Linked DNA regions of Mus musculus: region 2 is linked to region 1. The links are chromatin loops, found by intact Hi-C in ENCODE. Cell type or tissue: gastrocnemius. All regions are shown on one strand. Each heading gives the region's core, and the rest is flanking DNA. Links, peaks and the distances in the headings are about the cores only. Region 1 overlaps Zmym5 (zinc finger, MYM-type 5). Region 2 overlaps Zmym2 (zinc finger, MYM-type 2).

Region 1 (10,142 bases), core at 2,473-7,472:
CTGCCTCTGCCTCAAATGCTGGGATGAAAGGCTTGCACCACTGCACGCGTGACTTTTCCTTTTCTTATACAGACATGAGGGTCCTACCTCTCTAAGCACTTCTTAGAGAACTCTGAGAAGCTGACTCAAGCATTGTGGTACTTCTTGTACTGCTCCCAGAAAGAAAGGATTGCATTGGTGCATGTATTCAGTTGATTTTCCTGTCCAACTGTCAACAGGCTCTTGTCTTTATAGAGGTCAATGAACTGTAATTCCTGGTAAAACTGACTTCAAGTTTTCCTCTCACCTCCCTATTCTTTTCTTTTTCCTTCCTTTCTTCCTTCCTTTCTTTCTTTCTTTCTTTCTCCCTTTCTTTCTCCCTTTCCCTTTCTCTCTTTCTCCCTTTCTTTCTTTCTCTTTCTCTCTTTCTCTTTCTTTCTTTTCTCCCTTTCTCCCTTTCCCTTTCTCTCTTTCTTTCTTTCTTTCTCCCTTTCTTTCTTTCTCTTTCTCCCTTTCTTTCTCTTTCTCTCTTTCTCTCTCTTTCTTTCTCTTTCTTTCTTTTCTCCCTTTCTCCCTTTCTCCCTTTCCCTTTCTCTCTTTCTCTCTCTTTCTCTCTCTTTCTTTCTTTCTTTCTTTCTTTCTTTCTTTCTTTCTTTCTTTCTTTCTTTCTTTCTTTCTTTCTTTCTTTCCACTGTAGCTGTCTTCAGACAGACCTGAAGAGGGCATCAGATCTCATTACAGATGGTTGTGAGCTACCATGTAGTTGCTGGGAATTGAACTCAGACCTCTGGAAAAGCAGTCAGTGCTCTTACCCGTTGAGCCATCTCTCCAGCCTCTGACCCTATTCTTGCAGGAAAACCAAATTCAGTTTCCAGCATCCACAACCAGAAGCTCACAACTACCTGTACCTCCAGCTCCAGACAGACAGACAGACAGTCTGGCTGGCTGGCAGATTGGGGTCTAGAGAACAGTGATTAGGTGAGACTAGCCAACCTTTTGTTCAAGGAACATCAGAAGTGGGTTTTATTTCATTTGCTTGGTTTTTTGTTGTTGTTTGTTCCTTTCTTTTTTTGTTTTTTTGAGACAGGGTTTCTCTGTGTAGCCCTGGCTGACCTGGAACTCACTCTGTAGACTAGGCTAGTCTCAAACTCAGAAATCTGGCTGCCTCTGCTGGGCTTAAAGGCGTGCACTACCACTGCCTGGACCTGCTGTGATCCTTAATGAAGCAGTTCTCTGAGATGGTTCTTGCTTGTTCACATTGGTTTATTTGATGGTAGATATAAATGCATACACGTTATTTGGAGTGAACCAGGGATTATATATCTTTTGTGGTGGAATACCCAGGAAAGGAAGCTCACTGGCTGAAGGCTTGCTCGATACCTCATGAGCATGGAGAACTCTAGGTGCTACTTTATGTGACTGACTGTGGTCCTCTCAGTGGTGTCATGGTTTACATGTCCCAGAGCAGGTACAGTGGCAGATAGGGAGTGGCTCCACTCCTACTGGTCTCAGATCTTTGAGATTGAGCTCACAAAACCTTGTCAGTACTATGTTTGTCTGGTAACACAATCCCACATGCCTTAAATACATATTTCCAAGACAGCCAAGGCTACAGAGAAACCCTGTCTCAAAAACAAACAAACAAACAAACAAACAAACATTTGTGGTTTGTTTTTTGTGGGGGTGGATAGAGTGGTTGAGGGCATTTGCTAACCTTGTAGAGAACTTAGGCTCTATTTACATGACCCATACATACTGGGCATCTCCAGACACTCCACTTCCAGGTTGATGACATCTTCTGGCCTCCAAGGGCATCTGCAAGCATGTGGAACACATACTTTAAAAAATGTTTTTAGGGGGCTGTAGAGATGTCTCAGCAGTTAAGAGGACTGACTGCTCTTCCAAGGGTCCTGAGTCCAAATCCCAGCAACCACATGGTGGCTCACAACCATCTGTAATGAAATCTGATGTCCAATTCTGATGTGTCTGAAAACAGCTACCGTGTACTTACATATAATTAATAAATGTTAAAAAAAATAAATGTTTTTAAAGGAGTAGCATGGGCTGGAGAGGTGGCTCAGCGGTTAAAAAACACTGACTACTCTTCCGGAGGTCGTGAGTTCAATTCCCAGCAAGTACATGGTGGCTCACAACCATCTGTAATGGGATCTGATGCCCTCTTCTGGTGTCTGAGTACAGCTACAGTGTACTCACATACATTAAATAAATAAGATCTTTAAAAAAATAAAATAAAGGTGTAGCAGTATAGCAGCACAAGCCTTTAATTCCAATATTCCTATGAAGAAGAGGCAGGGAGCTCTTTGTGAGATTGAGGCCAGTCTGATCTTCGTATTAAGTTCTAGACCAGTCAGGGCTACACAGTGAGGCCTCATATTAAAAAAAAAAAAAAAAGTTTTATAATTAAATACATGGTGTCAATATTTTTTCCCTCCCATATTGCAAATTCCAGGAGTAGGGTATGGTTTGTGTATGTGTGTGTGTGTGTGTAGGGGGGAAGCAGGGAGAAACAAAATTAATAAATCTCATTTTCACCAAAGAATATCAGCAATAAAAGGACTTGGACCCAATTTTTATTTCCAGTTGAAAGTGGTATACACAATACTGATTCCCAGGAGACAGAACACCACAATTGGATCAGATTTTCTACCACCTTTGTCTGAATGCCAGTCAGAAACCGAGTATATCAAGCTATATACTTTTTCTTTTTTCGAGACAGGGTTTCTCTGTGTAGCCCTGGCTGTCCTGGAACTCACTCTGTAGACCAGGCTGGGCTCGAACTCAGAAATCCACCTGCCTCTGCCTCTTGAGTGCTGGGATTAAAGGCGTGCGCCACAAGGCCCGGCAAGCTATATACTTTTGTATTCAAGTCACAGAGCAACCCTGTCCTGAGAAGAATTTCAACAATAAGTATGTGGATAGTGGAGAGGATCACTCCAACAGCAGAATGATGCTATTTCCACACCGATGTTCTCAGCACACCACCAAATCAAGACAGCAAGGAGAACCTTTAAGACCCTTAGAATCTGGGCTTGGTTCCTAGCACTCAAACAGTAGCTAACAAACATCTATAACTTCAGTTCCAGGTGTACCTCCCTCTTCTAGCCTCTGCAGGCACCAGGTACACACATGGTACATTTAACATACATACAGGCAAAACACTCCTACACATAAAACTTTAAAGTGTTATATTTTCTAAAGTAGCCTTGTAGACCTCTGAGTGTAGTGATATTTTGAAGCCATCACAAAGCTGTATTTACATTAAAATCAGCCAGTTTCTCTCTTTATGAGAATAGCACATTATAGCTCAGGCTGGCCTAGAACTCATTATGTATCCCAGGCTTAGCCGTGAATTATGAACAATCCTCCCCGCCCCCATCCCCCACCTCGTTACCTTCCCTAGTGCTGAGATTACAGTTGACAGCCACCATGACTCACTTAGATCCAAGCCCAAATGATTAAAAGCAACTTTCTTTTGGAGACAGGGATTCATAAACCCAAGGGTGGCTTCACACTTGCTGTTTGTGTCTACCACTAGAGTGCTATGGTGATAGGCCTGCTGCCACATGGCCAATGCAGATCAAACCCAGTTTATTGTGTGCTAGGCAAGCATTCTACTAACCAAACTACATCCTCTGCCTGGAAAGGTATAATTTACCTACAATGGTTTTAGTGGGTATTTTAGAAAATACTGTCACAGAGCAACATGACTGAGCCTCAATTGTTCTCCATGCAGAAGGAAGCATCTTCTTAGGCCATTGTTAATGACACTGTTTTGCAAGAAAAGCCCTAAAGAGGAAAACAAAGCTCACGTATCCCTAAGAATTTAACAGATGATAAAATTAACATCAGAAATCAGAAACAAAAACAAACAAACAAACAAACCCAAAAAACTATCAAATGCATGATCAGGACCATAGATGGCCATCAGAAAATTTGCTTCTTCTTTAGGAAAACGTCAAATGACCAATGAAGCTGGTATAGCTCGAGTGCTTGGAGGCCCAGGGAGCTGTAGTAGTGGTCATGGCCGTGGTGCTCTTAGAGGTAGGACAGGAACAAGCTGGACTACCTGGTCAAGGACATGAAGACCAAGTCCCTGGAAGAGACCTGCCTGTTTGTTCTCCCTGCCCATTAGGAAGTCTGAAGTTGACTTTTTACTTAAGGATGAGGCTCTAAAGACCATGCCAGTGCAGAGAGCAGACGAGGGCTGAGCATCGGTCCAGGTAAAGGCTTTTGGGGACTACAATGGTCACATTGGTCTTGGTGTTAGGTGCTCTAAGGAGGTAGCCACTGCCATCCAAAAGGCCACCATCATCTCGGCCAAGCTTTCCACTCTCCCAGTGTGGAGAGGCTACTGGAGAAACAAGACTGACAAGCGCCACAGTTCTATGCAAGGTAACAGGTGACTGTGCCTCTGTGTTGGTACATCTCTTCCCTGTCTCCACGGACACTTGTATTGTGCCTGCTCCTGTGCCCAAGAAGCTATTGCTGGTGGCCAGCCAGTACTGATTACTGTTACCATCAGTCAGGGGTTGCCCTGCCACCCTTGGCAATTGTGTTGAGGCCACCCTAACACCTACAGCTACTTGGCCCCTAGCCTCTGGAAAGAGACTGTCATCACTAAGTCTCCTTTTCAGGAATTCAGTGACAAACTTGTGAAAACCCACAAGAGAATCTTCATCCAGAAGACCCAAGCTCCAGTTGTAGCTACCACAAGTTTTTTCTTTGTTTTTTGAGATATGTAGCCCCAGTTGTCCTGAAACTTGCTCTGCACACCAGGCTGGCTTTGAATTCAGAGATCCACCTGCCCCTGCCTCCTGAGTGCCATCATTCTCAGTTTCATATAAGTAAGGGCTTTTACACAAGAAAACAAAAATAAATCAAGTCTGAAGAAATTTTTTTTTAGATTCATACTTTCTCAAATTTCACACATAGAGTATACTTTCACAAGAAAAATTAACAACACTGAAAAGTTAACTATATATACATACATATATATATGTATACACACATATACATACCACATTTTAATTCTTATATTTATACTAATAACTATATATTCTTTATAATTCTCATAACAAAACTAAAACATTTACACATTAAGTTGGAAACAGAAATATAAAATCAATAAAACACAAATTACTTCTATTTACCACAACAAATAACTGTTTTGCACAAAAAATGTTTTAAAGAAATAAAACTCAATTTGGTTTAATAACAAACAGCTGTTGCTTCTTAAGCTGTTTGAATGCACTTTCTTCTTTTTTTCCTTCTTTTTGGTTTTTCAAGACAGGGTTTGTGTATACCTTGGCTCTCCTGGAACTTGCTCTGCAGACCAGGCTGGCCTAGAGCTCACAGATATCCAACTCTCTGTGTCTGAGTGCTGAGATTAAAGGTGCACACCGCCACCATGTGGCCTGAATGCATTTTCTTTAGCTTGTTACATATGCATCTTGCCACCTCTTGCTCTTAGGCCATTAAGTGCAAGTTCTCCAACAACATTTTACAAGGTGGAAACCCTAACAGTGACAAAGCTCAAACTGCCTTTGCTAAAGTCTGCAAGAATGACTACACTCTCGAAAATTGCTTTTAGGTTTAGAACAGGAGCATTTTTTACTATTTGTTTGCTGTTAGACATATTGCTAATGAGCTCCTGTAAGGTCCTCTTACACAGTGTATGTCTGGGTACTGCAGACACTGCCATAAGTAGAGCAGACAGGACATTATGTGTACAGTAGCTGCACACAATCTTCCCCACCTTCTGTAGCTTCATTGGTTTTATTTTCCAAGTCAGACTTTAATTTTGAATACTTAACACTATTGTTGATGTGCATTTCACTTTCGTCATGTTTACTAAGAAGATGTGACAAATGATGCCAATCTTTGCACCCATTCTCATTTCTCAGTTGGTTTTTTCCTTCCCCAAAGAGTCTGCAATACAGGCAAAACACAGAGTCTTTCGAGGCTGAGTAGAGCAGCCAGGGTCTGGTGCCCTTTTCACCATTTGGAAGAATTCGGGTATAATACGTTTCTGAAAACTTCTTGCCTGCACTATCTTTTGGAAAATTAAAATTTCTTATTTGAGGTGGATTGTTTTTGACAAGAAATTCACGTTGTTTCATATTCAAAATTCGGGGCCATGAACCTGGATCCAAAGAAGGTAAAATGGACATATCCAATTCCTCTGAATTTTTGTCTCCTAGTTGCTCTTTAAATGTATCAGATATTACTGCCACAGAACAAGGTAAATTCACATTTTGTTCCTCTGATGATGTATCTAGGCTACAGTCTGCTGCGACTTTTATTATCTCTGAAGACTTTTCCTTTTTTTCGGGTATGTCTCCTGTGTTTCCTGAAAGTGTACCTGATGATTCACGTAATCGTTTTTCATTTTCTTCTCTGATAGCATTCCTTTTTCTATTTTGTAAAAGCAGTAGTTTTGATTTTGCTTCCATTATCTGTAAGGAAATACATTATAATTCATTGGCATTTTAAAAGTTGAAATAAAGACATAAGAGCAGGCAACGGTTCGCTATTAGCCAGCAAAGACATAAAGCATCCCACGGCATGCACTTGGTGTACGTATACACATGCAGTGAAGCACTCCTAATCAGGATGGCTACAACTGAGAGACAGTGACAAATGAAAACATGATGTGACTCAGGCAAAATTAGAACATCACTAAGGGCTTGGTGGGACTGTAACATGTTGACTCATGTCAGTTTAACACAAGCTGAAGTTATCTAAGAAGAAGGAATCTCAGTGAAGAAAATGTCTCCAAAGCAGAGAGGTGTAGCACACATCTTTAATCCTAGTTCTTGGGAGGCAGAGGCAGGCAGATGTGAGTTCCAGACTAGCTGTGAGTTCCAAGATAGTCATGGAAACTTTTAGTAAAAGCCTAGTTTCTAAAACAAATAAAAACAAAAACTTTTTTCAAGGCAGGGTGTCACTATGTACTCCCGACAGTCCTGAATCCCACTATGTAAGATCAGGCTGGCCTGATCTGCTTGCCTCTGGACACTGCCATGCCCAGCTATTTACACCCCCACACACACACACCCCAACCCCCCGAGACAGGGTTTCTCTGTGTAGCCCTGGCTGTCCTGGAACTCTCTCTGTAGACCAGACTGGCCTCAAACTCAGAAATCCACCTGCCTCTGCCTCCCGAGTGCTGGGATTAAAGGCTTGCACCACCACACCTGGCTATTATTTTTACATATGTGTTTATGTATGGGACATGCACATGTGCACATAAGTATATGAATGCATGCACTCTTGAGCATGTTTAGTTTTAGAATGACATTAGGTGTCCTAGGCCAAACACATGGTTACAAAGGCAGCCCTAGTTAAACTCAGTTCATTACAAAACAAAAGACAGTGTGGCAGTTTGAATGAGATCTCCAAAAAGGCTTTGAGGTTTCAATATTCCTACCATTTCCTTGCCTACTGCTACAGCTGCTTCCACCTCACACTCTGGAATAGGGAACCCCAAATAAACCCTTTCTTCTATAAATTGCCTTAGTCATAATATTTTATCACAACAACAGACAAGTAAGTAATAAAACAAACATGAACATAGAGAAGGGATATGGAGGGGTGAGGAAAGTTGACAAAGTAGAAATAAGGGCAAGGAATGAGCATAATAAAAAGAAAATATATGACCGGGCAGTGGTGGTGCATGCCTTTAATCCCAGCACTTGGGAGGCAGAGGCAGGCGGATTTCTGAGTTCGAGGACAGCCTGGTCTACAGAGTGAGTTCCAGGACAGCCAGGGCTACACAGAGAAACCCCGTCTCAGGAAAAAAAAAAAAAAAAAAAAAAAAGAAAGAAAATATATTATACATATGCATTATATTTATGTGTGAGATTGCTAAAGAAAAAATTGATATTTAGTCAGATCTGTATGACACAGGTCTTGCTTTGCAGCCTTGGCTGATCTAAGTTTCTAGGTAGAATCAGGTAGCCTTGATCTCACAGAGATTTACCTGCTTTGACCACCCTCGTGCCAGGATTAAAGGCATACACCATCATCCCTGGTATCAAAATGTGAAAGCCTGGTACAGTGGCATCCATCTAAATCTGAGTGCTCCTGCAACACGATGAGGAACAGCCACACAAGAGAATCACCAGGAGCTGGAAGATCAGGTAGCTCGGTGCATCCAGGGATCTTGTCTCAAACAAGGTAGTAGGCAAGCACAGCCATCTCAGGTTGTGCTCCAACCCTCACACACAACCAATTGCACTCACACAGACACACAAAGAAAGAAACAGAGAGAGACAGGGATAGAGATTTTAGATAGACAGACAGAGGCAGAATTAGAGGCTGGAGAAATTACGTCAGCAGTTAAGAGTGCTGAGAGACTGGCTGTTCTTCCAGAGGATCTGGGCTTGATCGCTAGGTACTTACATGCTGGCTCACATCTGTCTATAACTACAGTTCCAAGGGATCCAACATCCTTTTGTGGACTCTGAGAGCATTAAGGATGCATGTAGTGCACAGACAAACACGCAGGTAAAACACCCATTACATAAAATACATTACAAAGCAAGACAAAGAATTACCTCTTTATATTCGTCAGCACAATTCTGGCAGCAGAATCTCTTTTGCTGACCTGTTATCAGAATGCTGTGCCCAGTACTCTTGGGCATATACTTGCTACACTGTTCACAGCAGTTCATTATTAGACCATTCGTCAATCTGTATTCATTAAAGCAATTATTACTGCACAGCTTATGTGTTATACTGTTAACACTGATTTCATGGCGAACCTAAAAGAAAACAAAATTTCTTAAGACAGTATTTTACAATTTATTGCCCTATAGTATTTAGACTTTTCTCATATTAGTATTTGGGAGGCAGATGAAGGGAATCATTATCTACACTTAGAATATGCAGTAATGTGGTTTGAAAGCTGTAACAGGTAAATTTATGTCCTTTGGGATCTGAATGGCTTCCAAAGCTACACAACATCCGATTTAGCTACCAGGGACAAGGTAAATAAAACATAGGACTGCTTGAATGTATGGTTACTCCTCTTGAAAATTTATCAAACCATTTGTTCCACATACTCCTATAGGATATGTCATTATCCTGAAACTACTGAATTATTACAACAAATTCTTTTTTTTTTTTTTTTGGTTTTTCGAGACAGAGTTTCCCTGTATAGCCCTGGCTGTCCTGGAACTCACTCTGTAGACCAGGCTGTCCTTGAACTCAGAAATCTGCCTGCCTCTGCCTCCCAAGTGCTGGGATTAAAAGCATGCGCCACCATGCCCGGCTACAACTAATTCCAAAGAAACAGTCACTATGAGAATTGTGTGTGTGTGTGTGTGTGTGTGTGTGTGTGGGGGGGGGGAAATCTCTTTAGTATATAGTATTTATTGTCTGTCCTGGAACTCACTATGTATAGACTGGCTGGCTGGCCTCAAATTCACAGAGATCTGCCTGCCTCTACCTCCTAAATGTTGGAATTAAAGGTGTTCACCAAAACGCAGAAGTAAAACTTTTAAAGTCCTTCCAATCTGAATATTTAGGATATGGACATTGGATAGATGGCAGAGCTTACACTAGCACTTAAAAATTAACATTTCTATGAGTCTAAATAGTAACAGTATGAAGAGCAGACCTCTCCTAATTTATTACAGATTATACATCTTGACTTAGTAAAAACTTCTTTCCTAAGACTCTGGCAGTTTTCATAGGGAGATAGCGATGCATTATAAAATCCTTGTAAGGACTTGCTTGACTCCACTGGAGGAACAATAGTTGTGGTTCTCACAGGAGAATCTCTGAAACACAAAGGAGAAAGAAATATCTGAAGATCACTGTATTTGAAAATCCATTTTCAACTTTACTTCCACTCCTTCCTAAATGATACAGAAGAAAATTCAAATGAAAACTCTTCTAACATTAATGTTCCTTAGCACTCAGGACTGGAGAGAAGGCCCAGCAGTTAATGTTCTTGTAGAGGACCCAGGCTCAGTCCTTAGCACCCACGGTGGCTTACAACTGTCCGTAACTCCAGCTCCAGGGAATCCAGTGATTTCTGGCCTCTGAGGGCATCAGGCCTACAGAGTGTACTTATATAAACACAGGCAAAACATCATTCAGATAAATAAAACTTTAAGAAAAACACTGGTAGGAAA
Region 2 (10,142 bases), core at 2,773-7,772, 170 kb after region 1:
AATTTTTTTTCTGTTTACTGGACATTTGCATGAACTTAGGAAATTAACATACTCCTGTTGATAAATTACATTTGCTGACTGCTATTAATTGTTTTTCTTTGTACCCATGCTAAATGTTAACTGTTTTTGGTTTGTTCTGATAAGGAGAGAAGAGTTGAATAGTAGCTTATCTAAGATACACAATTTGTATGTCTAGATCAGATGTGGTAGCATAGTACTTGGGAGCCTGAGGCAGGTAGGTCATGAATGTGAGGTCAGTCTTGACTACATAATGAGTTTATGGCCTTGCCTGGGCTACCTAGCCCTGTCTCAAAGTAATCAAGTAGAATCTGAGCAGTTTGACTTTAAAAATTTTTATAAACCAGGAATATGTACATGCCATCCAGTGTGAGGCAGGAGGGTTGTGAGTTTGAGACAGTAGAGTATGGGCAGTGAAGGAGAATAGCAAGGAGGCCACAATAATAAGCTTCACTCAAGTATTTGAAATATTTATACCAAGTATTGGTAGCACAGTTTTGGAACAAATTAATTTTACCCAAGTATCTCAGGGAAGGGTGTGACAACAGGCTGAGGAGATGGCTCAGTTGGTAAATTGCTTGCAGGACAAGCATTAGGACCAGAATGTGGATCTCTAGCACCTTATAAAAAGCCAGGTGTGGTACTGACTGCTTGAAATCCCAGGGCTGGGAAGGTGGAGACAGGAGGCCTCTGACTTCCTGGCTAAGCAGTCTACCTGAATCAAGTGGGCTCCATGTTTAGTAAGGGACCCTGTCTCACAAAAACAAAGAGAACCTCTCTCCCTCCTCCCTCCCCCACCCCACTCACACACACACACACACACACACATACACACACACACACACACACACACACAAATGAGTAATAATAAGAAAGACTTAAATTTTTTGAAACACAGGTAGAAAATTTCCTAGATCGAAGGAATGAGAGTTGAATGACATCCTTAGAAGACAGAGTCAGGGCATGGTTTCCCAGGAACCATGTTTATTTAACATGGCTGGAATATCAGGTGTGAAGTCATACCAGAAAGGGCCTGGATTTGTTTATAAATTGTTTAATTTTAAAGTATAAGGATTGTTTCTGTTTTGGTTTCTGCTGTACTAGAAATAAAAGCCCAGGCCCTTGAGTATACTAGATATGTACTCTCCCTTGTGTTGCATCCCTGTTTAGGTTCTCAGCATTTTCAAAAGCACACTGTGTATATGCTTACACACAGGTTTTTTGGCAGAGGAAGGGAAGAACATAGGCAGACAGCTCTTTATTGTTTTCCTTTAATCATTAATCTTTAAAATATATATCTTTTCTCCGTGTATGATATAAACATATCATTCTATATATTACTTGACAGACTGATAAGAGAGAGAGTGTGTTATGTGTGTGTTTGATGAAGGTCTGTGTGTACCACCCTGCACAGATGGCAGTCAGGACAGCCTTGTAGAGTGGGTTCGGAAAAAACTACCTTGGGTTGTCAGGCTGTTGCATGGCAGATGCTTTACCTGCAGAGCTATCTCACTGGTTCCAAACTGATGTTTCTTACCCAGTTTTTACATTCAGGATTCTATGTTATACTTTCCAGCTTTGCATGTTTTAAGTAACAGGTTAATTGGGAATTTATGATTTTTTTAACTTGTACACACATACCCAAGTGCAGTAATCTCTTATGTTTTATTAGAATTCTTGCTTTTCCTAAACATAAAGCTCTTTTTTTTTTCTTAAGAAATGCAAAGTGTGATACATTCACTGTTTATAATTAGCTGGTTTTCCTTCAATAATTTTTTTTGTAGTACTTATGTGGTAGTAATCGAAAGGACAACATATTTATTGATCCAGGATACCAGATGTTTGAGCAAGAACTGAATAAAATACTCCGAAGTTGGCAACCAAGCATACTTCCAGATGGTAATGCTATTTTAAATATGTGTTGATAGTTGATAATGGAATTGTTATTTTTACAGAAAGTATGTTAAGTATATTTAGGAAGTAATTTAAGTTACGATGGAAGAGCTTGTGAACGTGAGCTCATATGCAGATAAATAGTAACTGATGTTTGTGAAGAACTTAGTAAAACCTGTGGCCTACTTTCTTTGTAGTACAAAGCTAGATTGTCTTAAGACCTACAATGTAGATTCTTATGTTAATAAAATAATATTTGTTTATGGGAATCATGTGTTTTTTTTAAGAATTGTACAGATTTAAAATTATTTTCTGATCATGATGTCATTTTCTTACTGAGGGACAGAAATAAGCATCCTGTACCTTATTCTGGGGGTGGTGATTTCATGCTCTGTTTCTCAACGTATGTGTTGTTAAAGGAGCTAATATGTAATTAGGGGTTCATTCACAGTGATCTAATGTGAGTAGTAGATTGACTTAGGGCTGTTTTAAACTCACTTTATTTCTAGATAGTCAAAACTGTGGTATTTACAAATCTTTTAAAGTAGTTTTTTCTATTTAAGGGTCAATTTTCTCTCGAGTTGAAGAAGACTATCTCTGGAGGATAAAACAACTAGGATCCCACTCTCCAGTAGCACTTTTGAATACCCTATTCTACTTTAACACTAAGTATTTTGGCCTGAAAACAGTGGAACAACACTTAAGACTTTCCTTTGGCACTGTGTTTAGGCATTGGAAAAAAAATCCTTTAACAATGGAAAATAAAGCATGTCTTCGCTATCAGGTGTCTTCCTTATGTGGAACAGACAATGAAGGTAGTGTAACTTTCTATAAAAACAAGACTTATCTCTATATGCATGAATGTATTTTTCCAGCATGAATATATGTGCATCATACATTTCAGTGTTTGCTGGTGTCATAAGAAGGTGTCAGACCCCTTGGAACTGGGGTATGAATGATTGTGAGTCACCGTGTAGATGCAGGGAACTCAACCTAGGACTTCTGCAAGAGCAGTAAGTGCTCTTAAACTCTGAGCCATCACTGGCCCTGATAGTATAGCATTTTTATTTGGAGATTGTCTGTGGTGGGAATGTTCAACTTGCCTTACTGAAGTCCACCTTTGCCATTCATTAAGAGACTAAAGACAGTTACTTTAATAAACACAACAAACAGTGTATGTCTGTATGTCCGGCTTTGTTGTTGTTTTGGTTTTGTTTCTTTTTGAGATGAGGTCTTACTATGCTGTGTTGGCTAGTCTGGAACTCCTGTGTAGACCAGGATTACCTCACACTCCTAGAGATCCATTTGCTGCCTTTAAATGTCTTATTGTTGTAGTTTGTTTTGAGATAAGATATCTAGTCCAAACTGGCCTTAAGCCGTATAGCAAAGAAGGACCTTGGATCTGTGATCCTCCCTATTCTGAGAAGACTGGCATGAACCACTCACTATACCTGTTTTTAAGCTGAGCCTCTAGGATCCTTTTCTTGGAAAAATAGTACATTACTAAAAGCTGCCACACAGAAAATCCTGAAGGGCACCTAATCCTATGTTGCTAAAACAGGTACTAAGGGTAAATGCCTTCCCTAGGAATTAGTTTTAGGGGGTTGTGGGATAACTCATTGGGTAAAACCATTTGCTGTGCAAGTCTGACCACCTGAATTGGAGTTCTTGGAGCCCACATAAAATACCAAATGCAGTAGAGTGAGGAGAGGAGAGACAGAATCACGAGGAAGCTCCTAGGCCAGCTATCCTGGAGTATCCAGTGCAGTAGTAGAGACCTCTCCTGCCTTGGAGAGGTGGCACTTATTCACACACATGTCATACAGATACACAAACTCACAGGAAAGGAAAAAGATTGGTGTAGGAGCCTTACTTTTGTTGTTGTTGTTAAAGATAAAATTGCTACTGGAAAACGAAAACATGAAGATGATGAGCCAGTATTTGAACAAGTTGAAAACACAGCCAACCCTTCTAGATGTCCTGTGAAAATGTTTGAATGCTACTTGTCTAAAAGGTGAATGAACATTAATGATATTTGACTAAAATTATATAGTACTGGGGAGTTTAACTTGGGGTCGCCTGCCTACTAGGTATAAGTGCTCTACTACTAGCTACATCCTTTGCCTGGTACTTTTAAAAGATGTTTGTATAAGTTGGTTGACTTTAACACTATTAAGAAATGAAAGTATTTAATTAACTTAAAAATTTTTTTTCTCCGTGCTTTCATGGAGTCTTTTGTTCCAAAGTTGTATTTAGCTCTAACTTTAGAGTCCCCTTGTGAAATACCTAGCACATGCACTTTAGGGTTCTAGTCCATATTAAGGAATCACTCTTTACTAAAAAATACCACTCCTGCTGTCCTGTCCCCCTTACATTAGAAAATTAAGCAGGTCTGTTGATTGCCAAGCGGAGATAGAAACTTTTGTAGAGGTAACTATGTTATGCTTCTGGGGTGTTTAGTCTCTGCTTTATCTCTTTAGTTGTCCTACTAAACTAGAAAGAGGCCCATACTGTAAATAGGTAGTTCATGGCACATGACTTTACACAAACAGTTTGCTAGCTTCTAGTGCAAAGATAGATGTGTTTAAAAGTAGGTCGAAGGAGTTGAGGTGAAAATAAAATACTTAGATGTGAATGGAAACAGTCTTTGAAGACATTTCCAGTTGTATGACTGTCATCTTCCCCTGTCTAAAAGCAGCACACACTGGGAACTACTAAAGAGCTGAGGGCCCAAGGACTGTCTCGTTTTGAGTATTGTGAGTGTTGTTTTAAATAAGCACTCTCACTTTCAGAAAGAGAAAGTATGTTGTGTTGTACATTGTAAACAACTTTCCAAATCATAGTGTGATTTTCAGGGTGGTTCTCATGAACTAGTAAAAACATGAATGTCACCTCTAACATGACTATGTATCTAACTGTGGCATAAAGGTAGCTTTCTTCAGCTCTATTCTGGACCATCAGTTTAGTTTTGTGGATTTCCAGTGCCGGTAACAATTTGCCAGGTGTGTGTGAATTCCTTTTTTGGAATTTGATGTTTTTTCTAGTGCAGTAAGACTTTTTTTGTGTTATATATTTTCATCATTTTAGGTCACATTTTTCACATTTCCTTTTTCCTGAATGGACATACACACTTAATGTGATTGAGATTGTAATTGGCACAATTACAATAATGACTAAAATGATAGTATATATATTAATGGAGTCTTGGATTTATGAAATAAGAATTTCAATTATATTTGGGAACTAATCCTTTGTCATAAAAACTTAAGAGAGCAGCTTACTGATATATTATTGCAGTTAATGAAGCAGAGGCTCTGAGTACATCTATTGTTTAGGGCTGAGTTATTCTTAAAAGAAGTAAATTTGCTGGGAATTTTGTTATGTTTTGTGAAATTGACCTTTTTTCTTTTTCTTTTTCCTCCAAAGTCCACAGAACCTTAATCAGAGAATGGATGTTTTTTATTTACAACCAGAATGTTCTAGTTCTACAGATAGCCCTGTCTGGTACACATCTACTTCCCTGGACCGGAACACCTTGGAAAATATGCTTGTACGGGTTCTTCTAGTAAAAGATATTTATGATAAAGACAATTATGAACTGGATGAAGACACAGACTAAAAAGGACCATTTCAGAAGCAATGGGATAACACAGCATTAGATAGTCATGCTGCTAGATCTTTACAGGAAAACATTTTAAGTTTACTCCTTCTGTTCTGAGTTTTGTAGCAATGTACCCACACTGGGTATTACCATGTAAATAATCTGTGTGTGAAAGTTGCCATTATTCTATGTAGTGGTTTTAGGATACTTAACAAATACATCAAATTCTTTTTTATTATTATTTATTTGATTAGGTATGTTTGTAACTTTTTACATTACAAATAAGAAGAGAATGTGCCATGTATAAGTTTTTCTTGTTGCACTGCTCTGCTGTTGCAAAGCTCCCTGCAGAGGGCGGGCTTTATGCGTTCCTGACCAGATGGTTGTGTATGGGTAGCACTACTCAAGTTTAGAACTTGCGGTGTCTTTCAGAATTTTTAAAATAAACTGTAAACTAATAGGCTGGGTTTTTTGTTTGTTTGTTTTATGTTTTAGTTACTGAAGCCTTAGCAGGTTATGTAGAGAGATACCATCTTCTGTACCAAAAATAGACAAGAGAATGCTGTTGATACTGGTGTTCTGTAATGTGAACTTATGCTGGTGAAAACAACTTTATGTTCCCCTTATTAAAACTTAGTGTCCTTTTCTCACTTGTGACTTTCTGCATCACCCCATCAATTTAAGGAAAAAAAGTATGTATATATGTGTAAGTAGAGAGAGAGAGTGAGAGAGAGAGAGTGACTATAACTTGAAAACAAGATTAAGACATTTTTCTTTGTAAAATGTCCGGCGACAGTGTAAGACTCTTGTTTTTCTTTCCCACGGCAGCCATCAGCATCTGAGGCCCTCACCTGCCAGGTGTATTACAGCTTGCATAGCACTCTCGAGTGTCACCACTCTCGCTGGAGGTCTTGTGCTGCTTCCAGAAGTGACATGCATATGTGGGGCAGAATTATTTTTAGAAATGCCACTCTTGAAATATTCATTTTAGAAAGTCAGGCTACTTGAAGGGAGACAGTGTCACATTGTTCTATGGCTATTACCAATGGAGAATGCTGACTAGTCCAGGAGACTGAAGAAACAGAAGCTGGTGGATGGTGCCAGTGCCAGTGTCAGAGGAAATCTTGCTTGCTACTAGGTTGTTTGGCTTTGAAATTTAATTACTTCTTATAGAAGATTACATTTAAAATACTTTTGTGCTTCTGCATAGCAGTTTATCTGTTCATAACTTTTAGATTAAGGAAATCTACTTCAAATTATACTTTCTAAAGACTGAGTAAAGTGGTATCTGAAAATTATCAGTTATTTAGCTGACTTTGTATATAGCATGTGTGATGTTTCCTTCTTATTTCTGAATCCTGAAATCACCATGGTGATACTAGTTTTCAAAATAGTTCTGAGGGAAATTGTTTTCCATAGTGACTAGACAGTATATAGCCCTTATCAATTTCTCTCTTCTTTAGCATAAATTTTAGCAAGTAAAGAAATTTTCTCAATCATGATTTTGAAAATTTCACAGGTATAGCTACTGCTCGTTTAAGCAATAACTATCTGAAATGTTTTTGGCATGAAAATTTATAGTGTTCTAAATTTTTATAAGTTTGAATAACTTCAGTCCCTTGGTTTTCTATTTGAATCATCAGACTGATAGTGGCAGCTCCATACTTTACTAAGACAGACCTGCCCCTCGCCTGTTAAGTGAAGCTGGAAACACTTAACAACAGAATGCAGATGTTTCTTGGCTTTTCAGCGCGCCTTCTGAAGCACTTTTACTAGAAATGCATATTGTGATTAAAGACTGGTTAATCCTAACCATCTTCTATTCTTCAGAGTGGTGCTATAGCCCATCAAAAAAAAGCAATAAATTTACCCACAAATGTCACATGTATATTTTACCAATACCATAAATTTCTGCCGTGGTACTACTAAGCACCGTGTCTTGCTATTTAGTTTTTATTGTTTGTACATTTTAGCTTTTCTAAGCAGAAATGCCTACAGAAGTTTGATCGTACATGATAGAGGATCTAGAGCTTGCCTTTGTCTCATGCAATCCAATGATTGATCTACTTGATTCTCAGGGGGAAAGAAAAACAAACTATTTTATGAGAATTGTTCTGGGAAATTTATTTCACCTGGAACACATTTCCTTGATTCTTGGCTGTCTTTAGTGTGTGGCCATAACTAACTGCTGAGAGAAAGGACATTGAAATGATAGTTTATTTTTATTTCTTGGTGACTTCTGATTATAGACAGCATCCTGTAAATATAACTTTATTGTCTTGAGATGTCTATTGAAGATACTATATTTTTCTGTTCTGAACGATTTTGCCACTTAAAATCGTTCAATGAAAAAGATGACTAGCTATTCTGAGGCAGGTGGATTTCCCATGCAAACTGAATCCTTAACGCATTTCAAAAGGCTTTTACTGTATTAGGTAACATGAGATATTAAAGGATTTTTCTAGGCAAGACGCTCAGTCTTTTTTTTTCCCCATAAAAGTACTTTTTACTCAAATTGTAACTCATGTTTTTCTTTCATGAAATGGAGTGGTTATTGGAGTGTTCATACTGAAATAGGAGAAGGGTGCATATTGTCCTATGCTTTCTAATTTACACTGCTTTTTCTGGCTTCCCTTTGTCTTGGCCAATTGTGGTTTGCAAACCGGGGTGACTCATTATATGGAGCAGAGAGGACAGTCCCGCTGGAGAGGACAGAAAATGGCAAGTTTGAGTTTGCATTTCCCTACCATAGGTGCCACTCAGTCTGTGGTCCTAAATGTCTTAAATATCCTAAATACAGTCATAAATTACTAAACATTAATGTTTTTATCTGGCCAGCTATTTTCAAGGGGGGTATCATTACACGGCTCTGCTTTTGTTCTAAGCTACCATTAATTGTAAGTTTCTTTAGTTTCTCTCAAAAAAACAAAAAGACATGACTTTCGTGTCTGGGTGAAAGCATTTTAAAGAACAAATTTCACTAACTTAATTGCAGAATTATCAGTTTTACCCCTGACAAGCCATTATGTATGTTTAGACTGAAGTTTGCTCAAGTTTACTAATTCTTTTCTGCTGTGTCCTTGGGATTACACCAATTGCAGAGTGTCACCAGTTTGGAAGCTTCTATCTACAACAGGTCAATGTCTTGTTAAGGGGCTGGGAGTAGAAACAGCTACTCTGCATCTTCATCTGGAAGATGGATAATCATAAACCACTGTGCTTACCGCATGGTGAGATGAATTGGGTAGGAAAATGTCCTATAATAAAAGGCAGGGGACAGCCTCATTACCGAATCACAAGCTGATGGATTTAGACCAAAATACAAGTTTAAGATTTAACTTGTGGACAGAAGTGACTAACTGAACATTCCTAGTTTGAAAATCTGAGATCTGCGATGGTCTTAAAAATCCAAAACTGTTGAAGGGCCGTCATGACAACACACAAACACTTTGAGTGTCGGAATCGTTACAGACTCCAGATTGATCGTGTGTTGCCAAACATCTCAGCTCGTGTGGGACTGGAGAGCCACAGGCCATGGTATCACAGCTGAGCTCCAAACTGACCATGTTCTCTCTCTCTCGAAGCACAGTGACAGTAAGAATGGCAGGGCTTGAGGTTTCTAAAGCCCAGTACTGCTTGCGTTTCTGATTCTCGAGTAGCAAATTGAGCTTGGTTACAATGCACCTCACAGACTGACAGTCGATCCTTGTGATTCACTTAGTATGTTTTCTTGGAGATGGGGAAGGTCTAAAACAGCTTTAGTACAGAAACCATATCAGTTTTTAAAGTCCAACTCAAAACTGCACAGTGATATTAACACACAACTGTTTACTACACACTTCCCTTTTTTCTCTTGATTTATCAAGACAGGGTTTCTTCGTGTGACCCTGGCTGTCTTGGAACTTGCACTATAGATCAGGCTGCTGGCCTGCCTCTGCCTCCTGAGTAGTAGGATCAAAGCAGTGCGCCACTAGGCCCAGCTTTTTACACGGTTTTTTTGTATGTGTGTGTACTACAGAACTGCTGCTCTCCAGGGTACGTAGAAAAGTGTGTCAAAGTACTTCTAAACAAGATACACCTACATAATGGATGCACTCTCCATCTTCAGAAGGCTGTGAACAAGATAGAAGTACTCCCAAAGGCTGCTGCTGTGCTCTACATTTGTTTAAGAGACCATCACTGCCTGTGAATGTGGTGTAGATTGTCCTGTGACTGCAGGTGCTCCAGTAGAAATGGTCAGAGTAGTTCTGGACAGTGATGGTATCAGCCCTGGTCTATAGCTTTCAGCCCAACCCAGTGTATGAGTATGAAGTAGCTCCCAACCACAGACCTGTAATATTTACCAGGCGTTAGCCATGTCTACAAGGACCTTGGCTACAGTGAATCAAAAGCAATCCAGTTTCTAAGTTCTGTACAGTAAGTGGAACACACAATGTGCAACATGTTGCAGGTTATTCTACACTGGTAGAGGGATTTCCACAGCAATTGCTTTTGGAATAAACTCAGCTCACTAAGTCATAGTGAGTTCTTAGCTCTATACAATATAAAACATTCAGACACTGATCACATGTTAATAGTTTGTTGTTGCTCATTTGAGGTAGTGTCTCATCTATCAGAACTACTTCAAACA

The links. Peaks named below come from ENCODE experiments on the same cell type or tissue, not always from the same donor. Only the 100,000 strongest peaks of a DNase experiment are listed, where the experiment ranks them.
Region 2: it touches region 1 in a loop (2.1-fold over the local background); 6 of 42 quality-filtered maps call a loop at or near these places.

What each region holds. Positions count from the first base shown.
Region 1 is chr14:56,788,046-56,798,187 of GRCm38, forward strand. It overlaps Zmym5 (zinc finger, MYM-type 5), which reads right to left. Exons shown (of 8, transcript NM_001253753.1): 6 at 9,623-9,785; 7 at 8,559-8,765; 8 at 2,540-6,455. The coding sequence ends at 5,721. It also overlaps the pseudogene Gm4037. Among named protein-coding and RNA genes, the nearest start is that of Pspc1, 15 kb to the left of the region's middle. In gastrocnemius, for the core only: a CTCF peak has its summit at 5,420 (motif pointing left); a DNase peak (open chromatin) is centred at 5,400.
Region 2 is chr14:56,954,378-56,964,519 of GRCm38, forward strand. It overlaps Zmym2 (zinc finger, MYM-type 2), which reads left to right. Exons shown (of 25, transcript NM_029498.4): 22 at 1,803-1,917; 23 at 2,475-2,726; 24 at 3,805-3,925; 25 at 5,338-7,981. The coding sequence ends at 5,530. Among named protein-coding and RNA genes, the nearest start is that of Gm36789, 42 kb to the right of the region's middle. In gastrocnemius, for the core only: a CTCF peak has its summit at 5,854 (motif pointing right); no DNase peak of the experiment used is centred there.